Regions from separate parts of the Homo sapiens genome. Here regions 2 and 3 are each linked to region 1. Evidence: chromatin loops called from intact Hi-C (ENCODE). Cell type or tissue: endothelial cell of umbilical vein. All regions are shown on one strand.

The links. A loop is a pair of places that touch in the nucleus more often than their neighbours do. Peaks named below come from ENCODE experiments on the same cell type or tissue, not always from the same donor. Only the 100,000 strongest peaks of a DNase experiment are listed, where the experiment ranks them.
Region 2: a loop joins it to region 1, with 17 times the contacts of the local background. A loop is called at or near these places in 44 of 110 quality-filtered maps.
Region 3: a loop joins it to region 1, with 3 times the contacts of the local background. A loop is called at or near these places in 5 of 110 quality-filtered maps.

Annotation. Positions count from the first base shown.
Region 1 is chr3:39,540,722-39,543,221 of GRCh38, forward strand. No RefSeq gene overlaps it. Among named protein-coding and RNA genes, the nearest start is that of MOBP, 74 kb to the left of the region's middle. In endothelial cell of umbilical vein, a CTCF peak has its summit at 1,292 (motif pointing right); a DNase peak (open chromatin) is centred at 1,480; H3K27ac peaks cover 309 bases.
Region 2 is chr3:40,178,033-40,180,532 of GRCh38, forward strand. The region is part of intron 8 of MYRIP (myosin VIIA and Rab interacting protein); the gene reads left to right. The region is part of intron 2 of EIF1B-AS1 (EIF1B antisense RNA 1); the gene reads right to left. Among named protein-coding and RNA genes, the nearest start is that of EIF1B-AS1, 130 kb to the right of the region's middle. In endothelial cell of umbilical vein, a CTCF peak has its summit at 1,099 (motif pointing left); a DNase peak (open chromatin) is centred at 1,109.
Region 3 is chr3:39,706,529-39,709,028 of GRCh38, forward strand. No RefSeq gene overlaps it. Among named protein-coding and RNA genes, the nearest start is that of MYRIP, 100 kb to the right of the region's middle. In endothelial cell of umbilical vein, a CTCF peak has its summit at 972 (motif pointing right); a DNase peak (open chromatin) is centred at 1,013.

The DNA of each region.
Region 1 (2,500 bases):
AGAGAAATAACTGGTTAGACGTGCTGTCTTGCTGGATTGTGGCACAGAATGACTCAGAGTGATATTGTGGTTGTAATGAAAAAGGCAAAATGTTAGAAGCAGTTACAATCTGTGGGTATTAGATTATGAATCTGTGTGTTAAGCTTAGGATATTTGCTCTATCTTTCAGAATTGCTGTGAGGATAAAATCAAAGGTGATGGTAAATGTGAAATGTAAAATGCAATACCAGTAGAGTAGATATTACTTTTATTGAATACATTTACTATTTTATATCATTGTATATGACACTTTTTAAGATCAGTGATCAAAGATCTAAATTTTTTTTGTTCTTCACTGTCAGGGTGACTTGACAACTAATTAGTTGAAACCATCCATAATGGTAGATAGACTGAAGCTGCACGAACTACCGTATACTCTTACTGACTGTAATAGCAGGATCTAAACATTAAAAAAAATTTATGTTTTCTTTAAACTCCTTGAAAGCAAGTGTATTAGTTAGGGGTCTCCAGAGAAACAGAACCAATTGGACGTGTGCATATGTGTGTGTGTGTGTGTGTGTGTGTGTGTGTGGAGAGAGAGAGAGAGAGATTTATTAAAAGGAATTGGTTCATATGATTTTGAATGTGAAGTTTCAAGATCTGCATTTGGCAAGCTAGAGACCCAGGAAAGCCAATGGTGTAGTTCTAGTCGGAATCTGAAGGCCTGAGAACCGGAAGAGTTGATGGTGTCAGTTCTGGTCCAAAAGCCAGTAGTCTTGAGACCCCAAAAAAGACGATGTTTCAGTTCCAGTTAAAAGGTAGCTGATGTCTTAGTTCAAGGCAGTCAGGCTGGACGAGTTCTCTCTTGTTTTCAGGATCGTCAACTCTTTTGTTCTAGTTTGGCCTTCAACTGATGAAATGAGGCCCATCCACATTAGGACAATCTGCTCTGCTCAGTCTATAGACTCAAATGCTAATCTCATCCAGAAACTTCCTCATAAAAACACCCAGAAAAATGTTTCACCAAATTTCTGGGCACCCCATGACCCAGTCAAGTTCACATGTAAAATTAACCACATCAATTAAGTTTTATTTTCACTTCTACTGATGTGATTTTTCAGAGGTGGGAATACTATGATTTTTCTAGAAACTATAGACTGAGTGAGATACAAATGGTCCACTTGTAAAGATCAATAATGACCCATGAAGCAGTAAAAACAATAAAAAAATAGCCCTTTCTAGTTTTAAATGAACAACGGTTATTTTATTTCCCTAAGGATTTGCTGTCAAAATAAACAGCCATTAGAGGGAGCTCTGGTTGCAGTTTAAAAACAAAATTAACCTCTGTGAATTGACAATGTTTACTTGGAATGCCAAGTGTCCGTGTTTTAATAGAGACACAGAAATTATTTTCTTTAAACCAAAAAGTATGAAGTATCCTTTAACAACACCATTTTGTATATCTGAACTCAGTAGAAACCAAATGTGCTTCGTGGAATACAAGAGCTGAATGATACAGAGACAAAGCTGGTGGAAGGCAAAAGGCAGGGGTGTGCATTTCAGCCACGCCACGAAAGTGGCTTCATGCCCTTGAGTCAATTGCTTGCTCTCTCTCCTAGTCTATTTCCTCTCCAGAACAATGAAGGTAACAGAGATTAGAATTTATCACATTGGAGCCCGCGGACATTTCCTAGGGACTGGAGAATTCTAGGAGAATTTAAAAATTTTTTAATTTTCTTTTTTCAAAGGCAACCATCTTGAGAATGTTACATTCTCAAAAGCTGATGGTCCGAAAAGGATTATTTTAACCATATTCTCAGTCATGTGGATAATATACTCAAAACCAGCACCTGCCATGAGGTTTCAGGGCTGTGCTGGCATTTGTGTTGACAGTTATATTGGTACCAAGTGATCCCTGTCTTGAAGTGACAGCATTGAAGTTTTAATGTGTTGCTAAGTCTTTCTGGCTGACATTAGGTTGGTGTTGTCAAAATGACAACAGTTGACTTATCATTACCATTGTACTCATAAAGACAAATTTTCTCTTCAGCAGGGATAACATGCAACTGAAAGCATTGTTACAGAATAAGGTTTTAGAAACAAGTCATTTTGCAAACTGAGGTTCTGATTTGACGTAATGAAAATTACTGCAGTGGAAGAATGTACTTGGTGCTTTCATTTCCTGGGCTTGAGAAGGGAACAGAACAATAATGCATAACTAGTAATTCGCACGTGCAAATGAAAGCTGCATGACAATATAGTGTGCCGAATAAGCCACGCTGTGGTGGTTTGGAAAGAGAAAAGAGGTAGTAGATTGAGCCCTCACCTAAATGATGGACAAGCTGAACTCGAAAGACCTGGATCACAGCAGGCAGAAATATACCAATGGAAAGTAAAAGGCTTGTGCAGATCCTGTTTGTGTGCTATCAACTCCAAACAGTTTAGCAGCAGTAGCTGTGAAGATTTTTCAATACATTCTCATTATTTCTGACTGTACAGTTTTATTGATTTGTTCATCGTA
Region 2 (2,500 bases), 640 kb after region 1:
ACAAAGCAAAGCTGTGTCTCAGTTACGTATACATATGACCACTCTTCTTGATTTGCCCTCAAATCTTTGATACTAAAAACATTCTTTCCCTGTTTTTTACTGTGGGCTCTTTGAGAGCAAAGACTGTTTTAAAGCTGCGGTTGGTGCCACAGGGAGCCTGTCCTGTTGATGATGATGATAATCATAGCAATCATAGCAACAATCTATGGTTCCAAGGGATATAAGTAGAACACATTGCTGCTGCCCACACAGGAGATGCAGCTACTGCAAAGAATGCTGTAACAAAAGTAACTGATGATCACACTGGGTGTTTTGCCCAAAGCTTCGGGACCAGTTGGTTCACGTGGCAAGTCCTGCTGGGCTGGGGCACATTAACCAGGAGTGCATTGTTGCCAGGCTTGCAGCAAAGGCTGTCAGGCACACACCAAGAGAGCATGGAGGAGCATCGAATTGGAATCAGTCAGACCCGAGCTCAACCCTTGCCTTACCCTTGGCCATCCATATGCTTTGGGCAAGTTATTCAATCCTGACTCTGTTTACTCATGTGCACTCAATCAAGTTGAGTGAGAGAACAGTTACACCGGCTCAGTGGTAATACTTAATAAATGCTCTTATTTGGCTAATATTTATTGAGTGCTTTCTCTGCGCTATGCATGATACTGATCCCTTAACATGAGGAAACTGAGGCTTAGAACAGTTTAAGTTTTTCCAAGATCCCACATAGCAAGAGGAGGAGCTGGCATTTACCCACTACCTAAGGTATCACCCATAAGTTAATGCCCAAGGAGTAAAGAGGAAGGGCCTATCTGAAGGCCCAAATTCTCAAGTTCATCAATGCAAGGGATTGCTGATGTGCTAACATTCCTGGATCCATGGACTCCCCCTGCAGCCCCCTTGCATAGATGTTCAAACACTCTAACTCAGACCAGCTCTTCCAGTCACCAGCCCTGCGTCTTCTGTGTACCCTAGAATAAGTAAGACAAGCAGAGTCTGTGCGTAGGAAAGAAAAGTGGGCACAGAGGGCTCAGCCAGCGTTATAAGCCAGTATAATAAACAAATAAATTACTCCTCTCTGGCTGAACTAGCTGGTGAGTAAAAGCATTGTTGTGGTGCCCTCTGCTGGGCGTGTGTTGCTTGTAATGAATTTGTGGCAGAACCACACCTGGGTCTCAGAACTGTCTTTTTCCACCCTGGCTGGAGACTGTAGGCCACCAGTGTCCTAGGACCTGTTGGAGACAGCTCTGCTGGGCCTTTTGTGGTTGTCAGGGTGTAGCTTTTTTCTAGTGTGGAACACTGATTTGCCTGAAATAGACTATTTTTATAGCCTGGCATTCCCTACTCTCTGCTGTTGGGACCAGAGAGGGACTTTTCATTTGTTAGTCTTGGCTTTTGCAGAGAATGGGGGAGAATTTCCGTCCCATAAAAAAGGACCCCAGCCACCACATATACACACAAGTCTGAGCCACTGCAAAAATGAAATATTAAGTATTGTTTCCCCTTTTTAAACTTGTATTCAGTGATTTACAGTGAGAAGCTTGTAGATTTTTTTTAAAGGCCAGATACAGTAAATGGCTTCTGTGAGGCTGCAATAATACTGCATCTGGCAACTAGGCTGTCAGCTTCATAAGGGCCAGCACTGTGTCTTACAGCCTATAAATTCAGTCACAAACATGCAACCAAGGATCACAAACAAAAGGCCATCCCTGCCCTCATGGAGTTCATTGTGTGTGGAAGACACAGCAAGTCAGTGCACAACGATAACAGTGTGGACAGAGCTGTGTGATCACACAGGAGGAGCAACCTAGCCAATCCCAAGGTACACCAGGGCCAAGGGCGTGTCCCTCTTGATACATGGAGGTTTGCCATAGAATGATGTTTTCCTTCATTTTTAATAACTTCACTTGCCAGTTGACCACCATCCTCAATCTCTATCCTCTCTGAAAGCTGCTCATTTTCTGTCAGATATTTAGCAGAATCGCAGAATGGCTCTGAATACCTAGCCCTGTGAAAACCTCGGGTGTTGTCAAGCTGCATCATCCAAACTGCTCTGGACACTCGAGACAGGGTCAGTGCTTGCTGTGCCCTCAGAATGAAGGAGATGACACTCAGCCAAAAGCCACTTTACATGTGTGTTAGCTTGGCTCTCCTCCAAGTAAAACCTTGCTCTCCAGGATGTAAGTGTAGATGACAGTGGGATCCTTTTTATTTCTTTCTCTTACTCCATAATTTTGTGTAAGAAATTGGAAAAAAAAAATTAGGCACTTTGAAAAACTCATTTTGTAACCATTCACTCGATAGCAAACATTCATTGATTTCCAATTCTGTACTAGTTACTGTGCCAGGGGCTACAGATGTCACTGCTAAAAGAACATTACCCTCAGTTGCTCCACAGTCTAGTGGGGGCCCCAGGCCAGAAGAGAGATGTTTGCAAGAGTGCAGTAAAACATAAGTACAGAAGAAGCCCATGACCACCAGCCCAGTTGGGGAAGGGGGCAATTGG
Region 3 (2,500 bases), 170 kb after region 1:
TCCGCCTCCCAGGTTCAAGCGATTCTCCTGCCTCAGTCTCCTGAGCAGCTGGGATTACAGGCGCAGGCCACCATACCCAGCTAATTTTTGTATTTTTAGTAGAGACGGGGTTTCACCATATTGGCCAGGCTGATCTCAAACTCCTGAGCTCAAGTGATCCACCCACCTCGGCCTCCCAAAGTGCTGGGATTACAGGCGTGAGCCACCACGCCGGCCTAATCTCCAGTTTTGACTAATCTCCTATTCTTCTTTTTATAAGTTGGTGGTCTTCCTATTTTTTAACTCTCACCTTTATGAGGTTTGTGAGGGGTAGATATATACATTTGGATTCAGCCTGCTGTATTTTTGGTTCAGCCTTTTCAGAAGTTTGTCTACTAATTGACCTTTCTCTGTAGACCCCTTACTCACTTCCATAATAACTATCAAGACAGCCTGAGGTGGATTGCAGAAAAGATATGACTTTTAAAAGTTTTACTTCTAAACAAAAACCCAGGGAGAATGGGGCCAGGGGGGGAGGCAAAATCTGAAATGGGAAAATGTCAACTAATTTCCACCATACTCTTGCTCTATCCAAACAAGTTGCATTTTTTCCTGGTGCGCTAGAAAGATTGCTGAGGCTGACAGTGCCACTTCTCCAAATGCTAGGAACCAAACTTTAAATTGGCTCTTCCAAAATCTATTAAATGGGGTCTTCTAGACTTTCTGATTTGCAAAGATAGGCTATAAAAGATTGCTTCTGTTAATTTGTGTTGTGAGCATTGTTGACCTCATCCTTAAGTTCACAGGGAGCTTATTCAGTCATATAGATAATCTGTCCCTTCTTGGTGGTCATCAAAAAACACACAAGTTCTGAAAAAGAGCATCTTTTTTACTGTACTTGCCCGGGTTCAGGGTCCAGATTACAATATTTTTTGAAAATATGGTCCTATTTCCAACTTGGTTTCTTTCTTATTCTGAAGTGTGATCCCATATATGGCCATTAGGGGGTGCAAGAATTGTAATACACATAAGGCCCTCCTAAAGAATGCCACTCAGATCTTTTCTGCTTAACGGGCAAAGTGGACCTTTTTCTTTTCAGAAAAATTTCGGAAAAAATGTTCAAACAACCCTACCTTTAAAAATTTTGTACAGATCACCAAACACAAAGGATAAAAAATGGAAAAACGACTTAATGGCTAGACTACTGGTCCATGTTTCAAAATGAAACCCATTGATTCATACATTCAACAAATATTTATTAAGCACCTACACACCAGGCACTGAGCCAGATGTCAGAGATTCAGCAACAAGCGCCCAATCATGCATGACTTCCAGGCTCCCAATCACATTCTCATATTTCCTACCTATGAGAATTCTGAATTTACTCAGACTTTCTGCAAATGACACCAGGATATTTATACTTTAGGGGAATTGTTGACTAAAGATTAGTAGAGAATCCTTTTATCTTAACTGGGTTAACAAGATTAACTAACAGATTTCTTTAAGAAGGTCATAAGGACAAGGTTTAGAAAGTTAGAGATATCCATCAGAAGAGGTTTTAGACCAAATTCAACACCTTTCTACGCAAGATACCATTGGGTAAAACTTTAATGTTACCCTTCATTGTTTATTGGTTCTGGGCTGGTGATGTATCCATCCTTTAGTTGTTTCAAAGGGCAATCATATATGGGGGTCACCCTCCACTCCAATATTAGGAGGGAAAAATAAAAAGTTTATCCACCATGAAGCGCCATTGGTACAAACCTGTCAGTGCTTCTTCCCCAAAGTAACCTACATCCCTCTTATGTCCAAGATGATGGATAATGATAACATCAAATTGCAGCTTCTCTTTCTTCACTTAAGGCTTTTTCTACTCTCTAAAGAAATATTTCAAATTAGCAGCAAAAAGTTATGTGCAAGAATATCACATTCATTCATTCATTCATTCACTGTCTTCCTTTGTGGTAATATAAAATAATCTCAAGGAAGTTGAGCAACCTAGGTATTTCTTTACCTTCCTTTCCTTTTGACAGTTTACCATCCCATATTTTACCAGATCAAGAATGTGTTAGCATGTGGCAAATGGTCAGGAAGTCCTTTGGGCTTAATAAGAAAAGACTATACAGGATATAAGATATATGCTCATCTTTGTATTGGCTTTGGTGTGAAATATGGTCACCAACAATTCTTGAGCAGTATTTCTCATTAATCCAACCACTGGGAAGAAGTGGATTTATTTCTCAGCCACAATGCAAAAATAACTGTAAATAAATAAATAGATGGATAGATAAATAGGTTAGAGGACCCACTTGAATTAGATGCTACTTCTGGGACAAGCAAATATGACTAGAGGGTGGAGTCATGAGAGGATATTGGATGGGAACTGCATGGCAGAGGGGGAGGAACAGTTCTCAGAAACAGGGGCATGTTTCCAAAAGAATGGCCATGCTGTGAAGACAAAGCAATAGGTGTACACTGTGGATGCTGTCCTTTTTTACTTTCAAATTAATTCCAGCTTTTA